Regions from separate parts of the Homo sapiens genome. Here region 1 is linked to region 2. Evidence: chromatin contacts called from ENCODE POLR2A ChIA-PET data. All regions are on one chromosome and are shown on one strand. Each heading gives the region's core, a stretch centred on a gene start or an enhancer-like site at or near the end of the contact. The rest is flanking DNA. Distances are from core to core; before and after follow the strand shown. Region 1 holds the start of MYCBP (MYC binding protein). Region 2 holds the start of PTPRU (protein tyrosine phosphatase receptor type U).

Evidence for each region. ChIA-PET counts read pairs that join two places held with the same protein, here RNA polymerase II (POLR2A).
Region 1: POLR2A ChIA-PET joins it to region 2 with 14 read pairs in activated T-cell. The contact joins the promoter of MYCBP here to the promoter of PTPRU in region 2. POLR2A ChIA-PET finds 5 or more read pairs at or near these places in 2 of 52 experiments (HepG2 and activated T-cell).

The regions. Positions count from the first base shown.
Region 1 is chr1:38,868,510-38,874,597 of GRCh38, reverse strand. MYCBP (MYC binding protein) reads left to right here and starts at 1,250. Exons shown (of 5, transcript NM_012333.5): 1 at 1,250-1,307; 2 at 1,508-1,580. The coding sequence starts at 1,293. It overlaps GJA9 (gap junction protein alpha 9), which reads left to right. Exons shown (of 2, transcript NM_030772.5): 2 at 1-529. The coding sequence ends at 47. The region is part of intron 1 of RRAGC-DT (RRAGC divergent transcript); the gene reads right to left. All of the region lies in intron 1 of GJA9-MYCBP (GJA9-MYCBP readthrough), which reads left to right. RefSeq lists an enhancer at 1,694-2,216.
Region 2 is chr1:29,234,824-29,241,014 of GRCh38, reverse strand. It overlaps PTPRU (protein tyrosine phosphatase receptor type U), which reads right to left and starts at 4,493. Exons shown (of 30, transcript NM_133178.4): 1 at 4,298-4,493. The coding sequence starts at 4,370. RefSeq lists a silencer at 4,371-4,690.

The sequences.
Region 1 (6,088 bases), core at 1-2,500, 9.6 Mb before region 2:
CGAACAATCTCATTGGTAGGCGGGTTCCCACAGATCTTCAGATCTAAACAGCGGTTGGCTTTTAGACATTATATATATTATCAGAGAAGTAGCCTAGTGGTCGTGGGGCACAGAAAAAATAGATAGGGGCAGCTCTAAAGACCAGCTGTTAAGACAGACAACTGCAAACTCATTTAAGCAAGAGAAAAACAGCTCTAATTCGAGATTGTGAAGCAACACTTCTAAATTCAAAGACATAGAGTTGTCAAATCAGGATTTTTTTTTTTTTAAATGATATCCTTTCGAATGTAACTGATTTTGGGAAAATCACATGTTCAGAATTGAGGCTAAATGGTTTGATCAGGTTTTCTCTTTGAAGAGACCACAGCCTTAGGAAATGGTTCTTGATCTATACAATTCCACCTTGGACACTGGGTTAATTCTGTTTGCCCCTGGAACACAATCACGTAAGTTTCCTTCTAGACTGGCATCCTGATGTGTCTTGAGTATAATCACATGTTGCTACCTAGTAAATAAAATCTTAAGAAGATCCGTGGCTTTCCTTCACCAGTTCATAGCATCGTGATTCATTGCCCGGATTGGACTCGACTCTACTCACTGGACATCTAACCACTCCACTTAATTAACAATACCCACCCTACAGGGGTGTTGTAAGGATTAAAATTTAAAATACCCGTGTTTTCTACAGTGCCTGGCTCAAAAGCTACTGCAAGCTCGTTACTGCTCATCCTCCAGAGGCCCACATCAAGTCAGCCACGACTCAAGGAGACTCCAAAGATAAAAGCTGAAGCCAAAATATATGATTCTAAACACCCTCCTCGGCTACTGCAAAGCACTGTGAGCACTTTCTCAGGACGAGAGCCAAGAAGCCCAGCACCTATGGGTCACCACAGTTTCCGAGGTCCCAGATGAAAAAGATGCGCTCGCTACCACCGTGCGGCGGTCCTTTCTCTCGCAATAGTCTCAATGCTCCCGGGCCCTGCCTCCGGACGCCAGGACAGAGGTACCAAAATCTCACCTCCTGCAAAGAAACCTAATTGCTACGGGGGCCGGAAGAGGAAGAGGTGCGGCTCCGACAGCCAGAGGGGCGGGCATACGCAGCCTCCCTCGGCTCAGCCTGCTACTGGGGATGCAGAGCGTCCTGGTCGCCATGAAAACAGGCCACACCTCGGCGATCCCGGCCGGTGGTTTGCAAGTGCGCAGGCGCGCGCCCCCTTCCGCGCATGAGCAGTGCTGCTCCCAACCCGCCAGTCGCGGTCTCCGGCGCCAGCTACGCCGCTGCCGCTGTCACTATGGCCCATTACAAAGTGAGGGGGGCGCGGCGTGGCTGGGGGCATGCGGGCGGTAGCAAGCCGCTGGTCGGCTCTGGGTGGGAGTGGGGTCGCGCGCGCAGGTTTGGGCGGGAGGGCCCCGAGGTAGTGAGGCGGAGGCGGGGTTGCCGGACTCCCAGCGCCTTCTTCCTGCTCGGCTCCCGGGCTCTGGCCACTGACCCCCGGTGTCTCTTCAGGCCGCCGACTCGAAGCGTGAGCAGTTCCGGAGGTACTTGGAGAAGTCGGGGGTGCTGGACACGCTGACCAAGGGTGAGCCTGGGCTAGGAGAGGGTACCTCGTGCCCTCGTCGTGCTCCCCGGCGCTGCCCCGTTCCCCAGCGGGCCGTAGCGTGGGGAAGGAGGGGAAACAGATGGGGCCCGTCCGGGGTCCAGCGAGGTGGGCCTCGGGGTTCAGCAGGGACCTGGCTGCTGGACGCCGCCCGGGTGGGGTAGCCTAGCTCCGCTACCCTTCTCCGCACCGGGAGTGAAACTCTTGCAGCTGTTGCAAAGTCTCTTCAACTTCCGTTGCTTTGCCTCCAGCAGCCGCAGTGGACATGTTTGCCAAGGACCTTCAGATCCCAATTCCTCCCACCTTACGGTTTTTATGGAGTCCTCAGAATCTTGTTAAGAAAGTTTCCCTCCAACAAAGAGCAACTGGAAAAATGACCGAATTTCCAAGTGGGCTATGAAGTAGCTGAGTGAGCCTAATCCCCAAAGTAGGAGATTCATAGCGAATTTGGCTGTGGCTTTTCAGCCCCCATTCCTTAGTCTGTCTGTGTCAATTCTTATTTTGTGTATATTTCATAAAGTAGAATTACAGCTTAAAGAGCTCGAGGGCATATCAAGGTGGTTACATTGTTTTCACTTTTTAAAATGAAAGCTTACTGTTAACGCTGTATCTCTTCATTCGTGGCTTCAAGATCTAAGTTAAGTAGATGAGTAAAGTGTTGGAAACAGGAGGATTTCAAGGGGTAGGGTACAGTTTACTTTATTGGCTTAGCACTAATTTGAATGCCTGCTATGTGTCACTCAACTCACTGGGATATTCAAGGGTGTAGAATGGAATTGTTCGCAGGGATGAGGACTTGGGTCATATGAAACTAGGAAGTTTGGGAAGTGGGAAATAAATTGGTAACTGCCCTTTGGACAGAAGCAAAGTTTAGAGGAAAATTCTAGGAGCATAACTCCTGGGTCTTAGAAGAAAGAAGGCTAGTAATTTTGAATTGCTACCTATTTGGGGTTCAGATAATAGTTTACCTCTTTGCAAATAAACTTCAGCAAGTCTTAAGGGACTACTCTGTGAAAGTACTGTGCTATGTTGTCTCTGAAAGTGTCACAGATGCTTTGAATGTCATTCCGTCTAAAAACTCCTTACGTTCATTTCTTTCATTTAATAATTTTACTCAGGTGTCTGTTCTGCACACTGGAGATAAGCAGGGGAGGATAAAAGTCTCGGCTCTCATAAGCTTATATCCTAGTTGAGGGAGAGAAATACATAAATAAATATGTAGTGTCAGCTAGTGGTAAGTGGTACAGATAAAAATACAGCAAAGTTAGGGATAAAGAGTAACAGGTGAGGCCAGGCACGTGGCTCATGCCTGTAATCTCAGCACTTTGGGAGGCTGAGGTGGGTGGACTGCTAGAGGCCAGGAGCTCAAGACCAGCCTGGGCAACATGGCAAAACTCCCATCTCTTAAAAAAAAAAAAAAATTGCTGGGCATGGTGTGTGCCTGTAATCTAGCTACTGTGGAGGCTGAGGTGAGAGAATCACCTGAGCCCAGGAGGTCAAGGCTGCAGTGAGTTGTGATTGTGCCACTGGGCAACAGTGACACTCTGTCTCCAAAAAAAAAAAAAAAAAAAAGTGACAGGTGGGATGTGTGTGTCATTTTATATAGGGTGATGGGGGGAAGGCCTTTCTTAAGAAGTAATTTTTGACCAGAAACCTGAAAGAAACAGAGTTTCAGGAAGTCTAAGGAGGCCAGAGTGGTTGGATGGAGCAAGTGAAAGACTGAATGGTAAAAGGCAGAAAAATGACAGTTGTAGGCGGTAACTGACTACACAGAAGATGTTGCCCAGGCTGGAGTGCAGCGGCATGATCTCGGCTCACTGCAACCTCCACCTCCGGGTTCAAGCGATTGTGTTGCCTCAGCCTTCCAAGTAGCTGGGATTACAGGCATGTGCCACCATGCTTAGCTAATTTTTTGTATTTTTAGTAGAGAGGCGGTTTCACCACATGGGCCAGGCTGGTCTTGAACTCCTTACCTCAGGTGATCCGCTCACCTCAGCCCCGCAGAGTGCTGGGATTACAGGTGTGAGCCACCGCCCTCCACTAGAATTTAACCTCTCAATCTCCTTAGATTTCCAGGCTCCTAAATAACATCAGCCAACACAGTATTGATGTGATTTATTAAAAATTTGATTTTCAGCTCCAAACATAGGTGCTTTACACAATTCTATTTGTTTTTTTTTTTTTTTTTTTTTTTTTTTTTGAGACGGAGTCTCGCTCTGTCGCCCAGGCCGGACTGCGGACTGCAGTGGCGCAATCTCGGCTCACTGCAAGCTCCGCTTCCCGGGTTCACGCCATTCTCCTGCCTCAGCCTCCCGAGTAGCTGGGACTACAGGCGCCCGCCACCGCGCCCGGCTAATTTTTTGTATTTTTAGTAGAGACGGGGTTTCACCTTGTTAGCCAGGATGGTCTCGATCTCCTGACCTCATGATCCACCCGCCTCGGCCTCCCAAAGTGCTGGGATTACAGGCGTGAGCCACCGCGCCCGGCCTCTATTTGTTTTTACTTTTTATTTTTTTTGAGACAGAGTCTCACTCTGTCACCCAGGAATGCCTGGCCTCAAGTGATCCTTCTGCCTTAGCTTCCCCAAGTGTTGACGTTACAGGCGTGACCCACTGTGCCCAGCCTCACAAATTTAATTTACATATATATATTTTTTCGAGACAAGGTCTCTGTCGCCCAGACTGGAGTGCAGTGGTGCAGTCATGTCTCAGTGCAGTCTTAATCTCCCAGGTTCAAGCAATTCTCCCACCTCAGGCACCCAAGTAGCTGAGACTACAGGCACGCACCACCATGTCCGGCTGATTTTTAATTTTTTTTTTTTTTTTTTTTTGAGACGGAGTCTTGCTCTGTCACCCAGGCTGGAGTGCAGTGGTGCGATCTCTGCTCACTGCAAGCTCCGCCTCCCGGGTTCACACCATTCTCCTGCCTCAGCCTCCCAAGTAGCTGGGACTACAGGTGCCTGCCACCATGCCCGGCTAATTTTTTTTGTATTTTTAGTAGAGACGGGGTTTCACCATGTTAGCCAGGATGGTCTCAATCTCTTGACCTCATGATCTGCCTGCCTCGGCCTACCAAAGTGCTGGGATTATAGGCGTGAGCCATCATGCCTGGCCAATTTTTTTTTTTTTTTGTAGAGTTGGGGTGTTGCCCAGGTTGATCTCAAACTCCTGGGCTCAAGCAATCCTCCTGTCTTGGCCTCTCAAAGTGCTGGAATTTCAGGAATGAGCCACTTTGGCCTAAATTTTTACAGCTTATTTCCAAGATGATTTGAAATAGTTTATAACATTAAAACACTATGAAAGGATGGCTAAAGATGATAAATCATTTGGAAGCTGAAGCATTTTAGCTATTTTGAGCGCTATATCAACCTCTAAAAATCCTGGCTGCGAAGGCAAAAAGGGGAGCATGATTGGGTATAGAGTTCTTGTCTGATTACAAGGAAGTGCATTTCATCTATAGAACAGCACAGGAAACTTTGTATTTACAGTATCTTCTGCAACTATCAACCTTTCAAGTACCAGTGACAAATGAGAAGCTGAAAGAAATGGGGTGGGGGAATAAGAGGAGGAGAGAGTAGAGTATTAATATTCATGTCTTATAAAATGAGGATTTGGCCAGGTGTGGTGGCTCACACCTGTAATCCCAGAACTTTGGGAGGCTGAGGTGGGTGGATCACCTGAGGCTGGGAGTTCGAGACTAGCCTGACCAACACAGAGAAACCCCGTCTCTACTAAAAATACAAAATTAGCCGGGCATGGTGGCACATGCCTGTTATCCCAGCTACTAGAGAGGCTGAGGCAGGAGAATCGCTTGAACCTGGGAGGCGGGGGTTGTGGTGAGCCAAGATTATGCCATTGCACTCCAGCCTGGGCAACAAGAGCAAAACTCTATCTCAAAAAAAAAAACAAAAAAAAAAAACCAAATGAATTTCTCAAAAAATAGTGATTTTTTCATACTGTATATTATTTTGGTAAGTTATTAAAACTCTAAAAGAACAAAAGGGAAGTATGTAAGTTGGTTTACAACAGGACTTAACTTGGGGTCTAGATATCTATCACTGTTTTTTTGTTTGTTTGTTTTGTTTTTTTGTTTTTGAGACAGAGTCTTGCTCCATCGCCCAGGCTGGAGTGCAGTGGCACGATCTCGGCTCACTGCAAGCTCCGCCTCCTGGGTTGACGCCATTCTCCTGCCTCAGCCTCCTGAGTAGCTGGGACTACAGCCGCCCGCCACCACGCCTGGCTCATTTTTTGTATTTTTTAGTAGAGACGGGGTTTCACTGTGTTAGCCAGGATGGTCTTGATCTCCTGACTTCGTGATCTGCCCGCCTTGGCCTCCCAAAGTGCTGGGATTACAGGTGTGAGCCACTGCGCCCAGCCACATTTTTTTTGTGTGTGTTTACTTTTTTTGCTTTTATTAGATTTTTCAAAGGGTTCCATGCACAAAAAGGCCAACCACTGATTTAGAGTTTTTTATCTAAGTAGTAAATTCTA
Region 2 (6,191 bases), core at 3,244-5,743:
GCTAGAGTCACATCTGCACACACCTCAGCCAGCCTCCCCAACCCCATCTGCCAGGGCCACCACGGGATGCAGTTCTCCTCCCTTCCCTCCGGTGCACAAGCGGTGAGAACAGAGGCTGTGACCCCACCCGCCCACCCTAGGATCTAGGACTGAGGACTAAGGGAGGGTCTTCCAGGAAGCTTCCCTCCCTCTCCTAACACAGGGCCCTGCGGGCTCCCTCCCTCCTCCCCAGCCACTCACACAGACCGTTGAGACTCAACGTCTCACCAACTGCCAGGCCCCATCACAAAAGCCTGAGACTGGGGGCTGGAAGGGCCCTGCCAGCTGCTAGGGGTGGGGCCAGAGCCTGGGGGAGGGGCTGGCAGGCAGGAGGCCCGTTCCCTTCAGTCTCTTGCCAGGGACTCAACCTCCCCAACTCAAAGCTCCCAGATGACACTCTCAACATGGCCTTTTCACAACATAACACCATCCCCCACCCTCCAGGAATTTTCCAGATTCCTGGAGGGAAACCTGGTTCTTCAATCTCTACCTTCAGTGGAATCAGTGCACCCCCATCTGGCATCTCCACCTCTGAACCTGGCCCCCTTAAACTTTATTCTTTCAGGCCATATATATTTATTCAGACCCGGTGGGCCAGGCCTTGTACCTGGCACTAAGATTCAGAAGTAAACTAAAAACCCAGTCTCTGTCCTCAGCTCTCAGTCTGGTAAGGGAGACAGCACTAATAAACTGTAATTACAATAATTACAATGCTATGTAAAAATCCAATTGACCCCCACCCCCCGACTTCCTAGGCTAGGACAGGGCATCACCGAGGAAGGCTTCAGGGACTGGATGATGCTTACAGCTGAGAGCCCATCAAGTTGCAGGAGTTCACCAGCAAAAAGCTGGAGTTAGAAAGTTCTGCAGAGAAAGCACGGCTTGCCCAAAGGCCCAGAGAGGAGACAGCAGGCTGTGGGCATTTGGGTCTTTGGTAAGAAGGTCAGGCTGGCCAGATCATAGGATGCAAGGGGCAGTGACACAAAACAAGATGCAGCTGGACAGGCAGGCAGGAGCTAGAGCCAGCAACAGGGCCAAGGGATAAGGACTTCACCCTGAAGGCAATGGGGAGCCTTCAAAGGGTTTTAAACCCTTTGAGTTAAAATGTACTTTACAAAGATCCCTGGCACCATGAGGGAAAGAGGGAAGGAGGAGGCTGGAGTCTTCCTGCAGGTGAAAGATAGCTGAGGACGGACAGAAGGAGACAGATGAAAGAGTCTCTGAGAGGGCAGACAGGACGTTCCAGGATGCAGGAGGGCAACTAGGAAAAGGGGGGAGGGGGAGGAAGGAGGAGCACAAGGTACCCCCTGCAACTCTGGCCAACCCAGTCCTGCATGGAAAGGCCACCCCATATGCCCAGCTGAGCTGATGAAAATCATGGAAGGATGGTGGCCTGTCTCCATCAAGCACGATGCTTGCCCTAGGTTTTTTCTGACACCAGAGCTGGGCAGCAGGCTGTCCAGGAGCTCAGCGTCCCCACCTCGGCCACTGTCACTGCTTCCTGCTAAGTCCCCTCCCCTAGCCCCAGGGAAAAGGGAGGGATGCCCAGACAAGCCTTTATTGCCCAACCTGAAACCACTGGGCAGCCACTCCCTCATTCCTGCCGTCCACAACTCCTGCGACCAAAAGGACAAAATAGCAAGAACACAGCAGAATAAATAACTACCAGGTTTGCAAGGCTGAGAAGGCATCACACACCGCCCCTACCCGGAAGCTCCGGAGCCATTCAGGGAGCTGGGCTGACTCTGTCCAGACTGGGGACAAGGGGTATCACATCTATTCTACTTGGGCTTCTGAGTTCATCTCTAAGAATAACAAAGGGGGCCAGGAACTTTACAAGTGAGGTGATTTGCCAGACATCACATGAATAGCAAGTAGCAGAGGCAGAATTTGACACCTAATACCCCAGCTTTAAATCACAGCCTCTGTCTGGGGCTTTGCAACAACTCTCAAATCCATTTTTTGTTCCCTGGCACTCACAGACAGAGCCTTACTTTACAAGGTACTTGGTATCTACCAAAAGTGCCATACACCATTATCATGATGGCTATGAGGCAGAAGAGGAAACTGAGGCATCAAGAATGGGAGTAACCTGCTCTAGGCCTCACTCCCAAACTTCAGTTCCTGACAGTCCTCCTGCTGGCAGGGCTTGGGGCTTGTGAGTGTTCTTGAAATCAAAGCGATGGTGGTAGGAGCGGGGATGGGGCGCATACAGAACCCCGCGGGTTTGATTTCACGGTGGGAGAGGGAGGCAAAGTTGCCGCAGGACATGGGGGAGAAGTTGGGGAGGATGGGGTGGGAGGTCGCCTTGGGCGTCCTTTCGGGAACGGGGAGGTCAAAGCTAAAGCTGTGCCCTATGGCCCCGGAGCTGCAGGGCGAGGCCCAAGCGCTGGCCAGTGGCCGGCGCGAACGCTGGAGCCACAGGAGTTCCGGCCCGAGACACCGGAGCCAGCAGCAGGGCCGCGAACGCGATGCCGGGGAGGTCAGTTGTCTGCGGCTGGCGACCGTGAGGAAGCGGCTCCGCTCCAGCACGTGTCTCGGCTCGGATCCCGCCCCGGGCGTCTCCCGGCTACCCGGAGCCCGCGGAGCAGCCCCGCCGGTGGCGAGGGCGGGGGAGGTCACCCGGAGCAGGGCCCCGAAACTCCGCGGGAAGGGGCCGCGGTCTAGGATCCCAGGCCTCAGGGTGGGATGTGGAACACGCGCACGCACACACATCCGACACACCGTCCACACTCCGACGAGCACACGGACACACAAACACAGGCTCCGTATACATACATTCAGCTGCGCGCACACACACACGCGCACGCACACCAAAGACACCAGACTCCGAAACACACCCGGAGAACGCGACCACACAGCAGACAAGCGCGGAGCCACACGCTCACACTCACGCTCACACTCAAGCACACACCTGGCGGTCCCGGCCGGCCGGGAGGCCGCACAAAGTTGCAGGCTCCACCAAGGGAGTGTCCCGGGAGGCCCGGGCGTCCCCCGCGCGTCCTGCGCGCCAAGGGAGGGGGCGCCGTCCCCCGGCGGCGAGCCAGGCCCTGCCCGCGCCCGGACGTCGCAGCCCAGCCCGGGGACAGCCCCCGCCCGGCCGCCCGGGGCGCAGCCGCGGCCCGGCCACCGCAGGAGCGCCCGCCGGTCCGGCCCTCCCCTGCCCGCCCGCCGGCCCCTCGCTGGGGCCCGCTGGCCCGGGCGCCCCGCAGCCCCGGCGCCGCCTCGGATCAGCCGCCCGCCAGCGCCGCGCGGAACTTGCGAAACAACAAACAGTCCGACATGCCCGAGGCGGCGGCCGCGGGGCCCGGTCCTCCCCTGAGCCTCGGGCCCTGCCCGACCCGGGCAGCCCAGGGGGCGCCGCCGCGACAACTTGTTCCGGCCCAGCGCGCCACACACGCGCACACGCACACGCGCGCACACACGTCCTGCCACCGCCCCCTCGGGCGGCCCCGGGACCAGGGCACACTCGCAGCCGCGGCCCAGGCGCGCTCCACACTCGCAACATTCCTGGACGCGCAGCCAGCACACACGGACACATTCGCACACACTCACATCCGTTCCAGACTCGCTCCCACACACGCATTCCCGGCACACTTGGCATTCACTCGGACCCACGCGGCCCCCGGCAGCACACACCACATACCCTAGACACTCCCCACACGTACACAGCGCACGGACACACACGTTCCGGACCCGTTCCCACGCCTTCACACATGTACACGGATCTCAAAAGCACACACGCCACACACGCGTTCCCGGATCCACACTCAGGCGGGATCCAGAGAGCACCCTTGGCCACAGGCATAACACAAACACACAACCCACTCGCAGACACAAAACAAACAGCACTCCCGGCCAGGCATACAAAATGCAAACAAATGCAACACATTAGCAGATACAACTCCCGCAACACAACCAAACTCAGATGCACACACAACCCACTTGGCCACACAAACACTACACACTGGCAGACCCACAAGACACTCAGCGCACACCCAATGCCTCGATGCACACAACATTCACCCCCAACATACTCGCCGACACACATCACCTTTTCTTGCGCACAGAACTCACGGACACACAACATTCGCAGTCACGCAACACCCCGGGCACACAATCGCCCATCCTACGCTCAGACACACACAGGGAGCACGCTCGTAACGCCCGGTCACTCAACACTCACACTTTCTTCCGAGCTACGCCACGGGCCCCGAGGCTCGGCGGGGCAGGCTCGGTCCGGCCGCCGCGCGCTTACCTGCCGGAGTCTCGGTCTCCGGCGCGCAGAGCTGGAAGGTGAGTGCCAGCACGAGCGCCTGGGCACGGGCCATGGTTGGAGCGTCGCCGCCCGTCCCGGGGCCCGGCGCGGGGGACGCCGCCCCCGGAGCCCGAGCCCAGCCCGAGGCGAGCCGGAGCCCGAGCCGGAGCGGAGCGGCGCGGCGCGGAGCGGGACTGGCGCCGAGTCCAGAGCGCGAGCCGGAGCAAGCGGGGCGCTGACGTCAGGCCCGGCCGCGGGTTCGGCGGTCTCGCGGCGCTCCCTGCTGGCCACGGCGGGTGCTGCAGCGGGTCCGGCCGCCCGCTAGCCCTGGCGCGCCCCTCCCCCGCTCCCGCATCCTCCCCGCCATGAGGCCCCGCGGCTGGGTCTGGACGCCCACGGACGTCTCCACGGACCGGGCACCAACACTGCCAGGCGAGCACGCTCATGGCCCACGCCTAGCTCCCGTACAGCGCTCTCAGGGACGGTGACCCAGGGACACCCGGCCTCTGTCCCATCCGATGCCTGAATCCCTTGTACCTTGGCGCCTTCAAATGCGTGTTCTACATACCTCCAGGAACAGGGCGCTCATCACCTGGCCAAGAGCGGTTGTTGGGGCTTTGGAAACGCCGGCTTTTAGAAAGTTTTTCATTTCATGACGTGCAAGTCTACCTCCCTCACTAGCCCTCACTGGTCCTACTCTACCTTCTGGCTACACAGGTTAAATGTATTTGGGCCTCTACCCAGAACGAGCCCTCGCACTATGATCTGCAAACTCGTTGCTCATTACTATGTAAGACCAGGTACCTTCTATGTGTTTAACCCACATGGACTCATTTAATCATCATATATTAGGTATGCAATAATTATACTGCATAAATACTGTTATGCAACAGTATTTGACAGCACCGAGATTTGAATCAAAGTTGTTTGGTTTGAATTGAATAGGGGCTGAGACCTTCCTCCCATCTGGACACCTATTCATTCAACAAATATTTATTGGGGTCTATTCATTTATTCAACAATTACTATAGGCCAGGGTAGAGATATAAAACAGACAAAAATTCCCTACTCTCATGGACCTTACATTCCAGTGGGAAGACAAGAACAGTAAACAACCAAAAAAACAAAAACAAAAAAGCAAACCCTCTGGTGTACGTCCTTTATCACTGTCTCATACACCAGGAAATTTGGGGGTGGTGGGGGGACAGGGAAGGGAAGGGGAATTGTTGCAATTTCAAATAGAGTGCGGGCTATATGATGAGTTCATTATCTGTCTCCACCTCTAGAAATGAGCTCCCTTGGGAAAAGACTCATCTTGTATTTCCGTGCCCAGTATATGGCATGTTTTTATTATTTTATTTTATTTTATTTTATTTCAAGATGGAGTTTCACTCTTGTTGCCCAGGCTGGAGTGCAATGGCGCAGTCTTGGCTCATTGCAACCTCTGCCTCCCAGGCTCCAACAATTCTCCTGGCTCAGCCTCCCAAGTAACTGGGATTACAGGTGCCCACCACCACGCCCGGCTAATTTTCGTATTTTTAGTAGAGACAGGGTTTCACCATGTTGGCCAGGCTGGTCTGGAACTCCTGACCTCAGGTGATCCACCTGCCTCAGTCTCCCAATGTGCAGGGATTACAGGCGTGAGCCACCGCGCCCGGCCTCTGGCACGTAATTGATGCTCAATAAATACTGACTGGATGGAATGAATGAAAGGGAAATGGTCCTAGCCTTCATGAATCTTACATTCTATTAGGAGAGCCCAACAGCAAACATGTACATAAATATATCATTACCATCTAAGATATGCAAGCTAAAGGAAACGAGGGAGTATAATGATAAAGAACATAGGGAAGGGGCATCTCCTTTAGATAAGTGGTCCAAGAGGGCTTTGCTA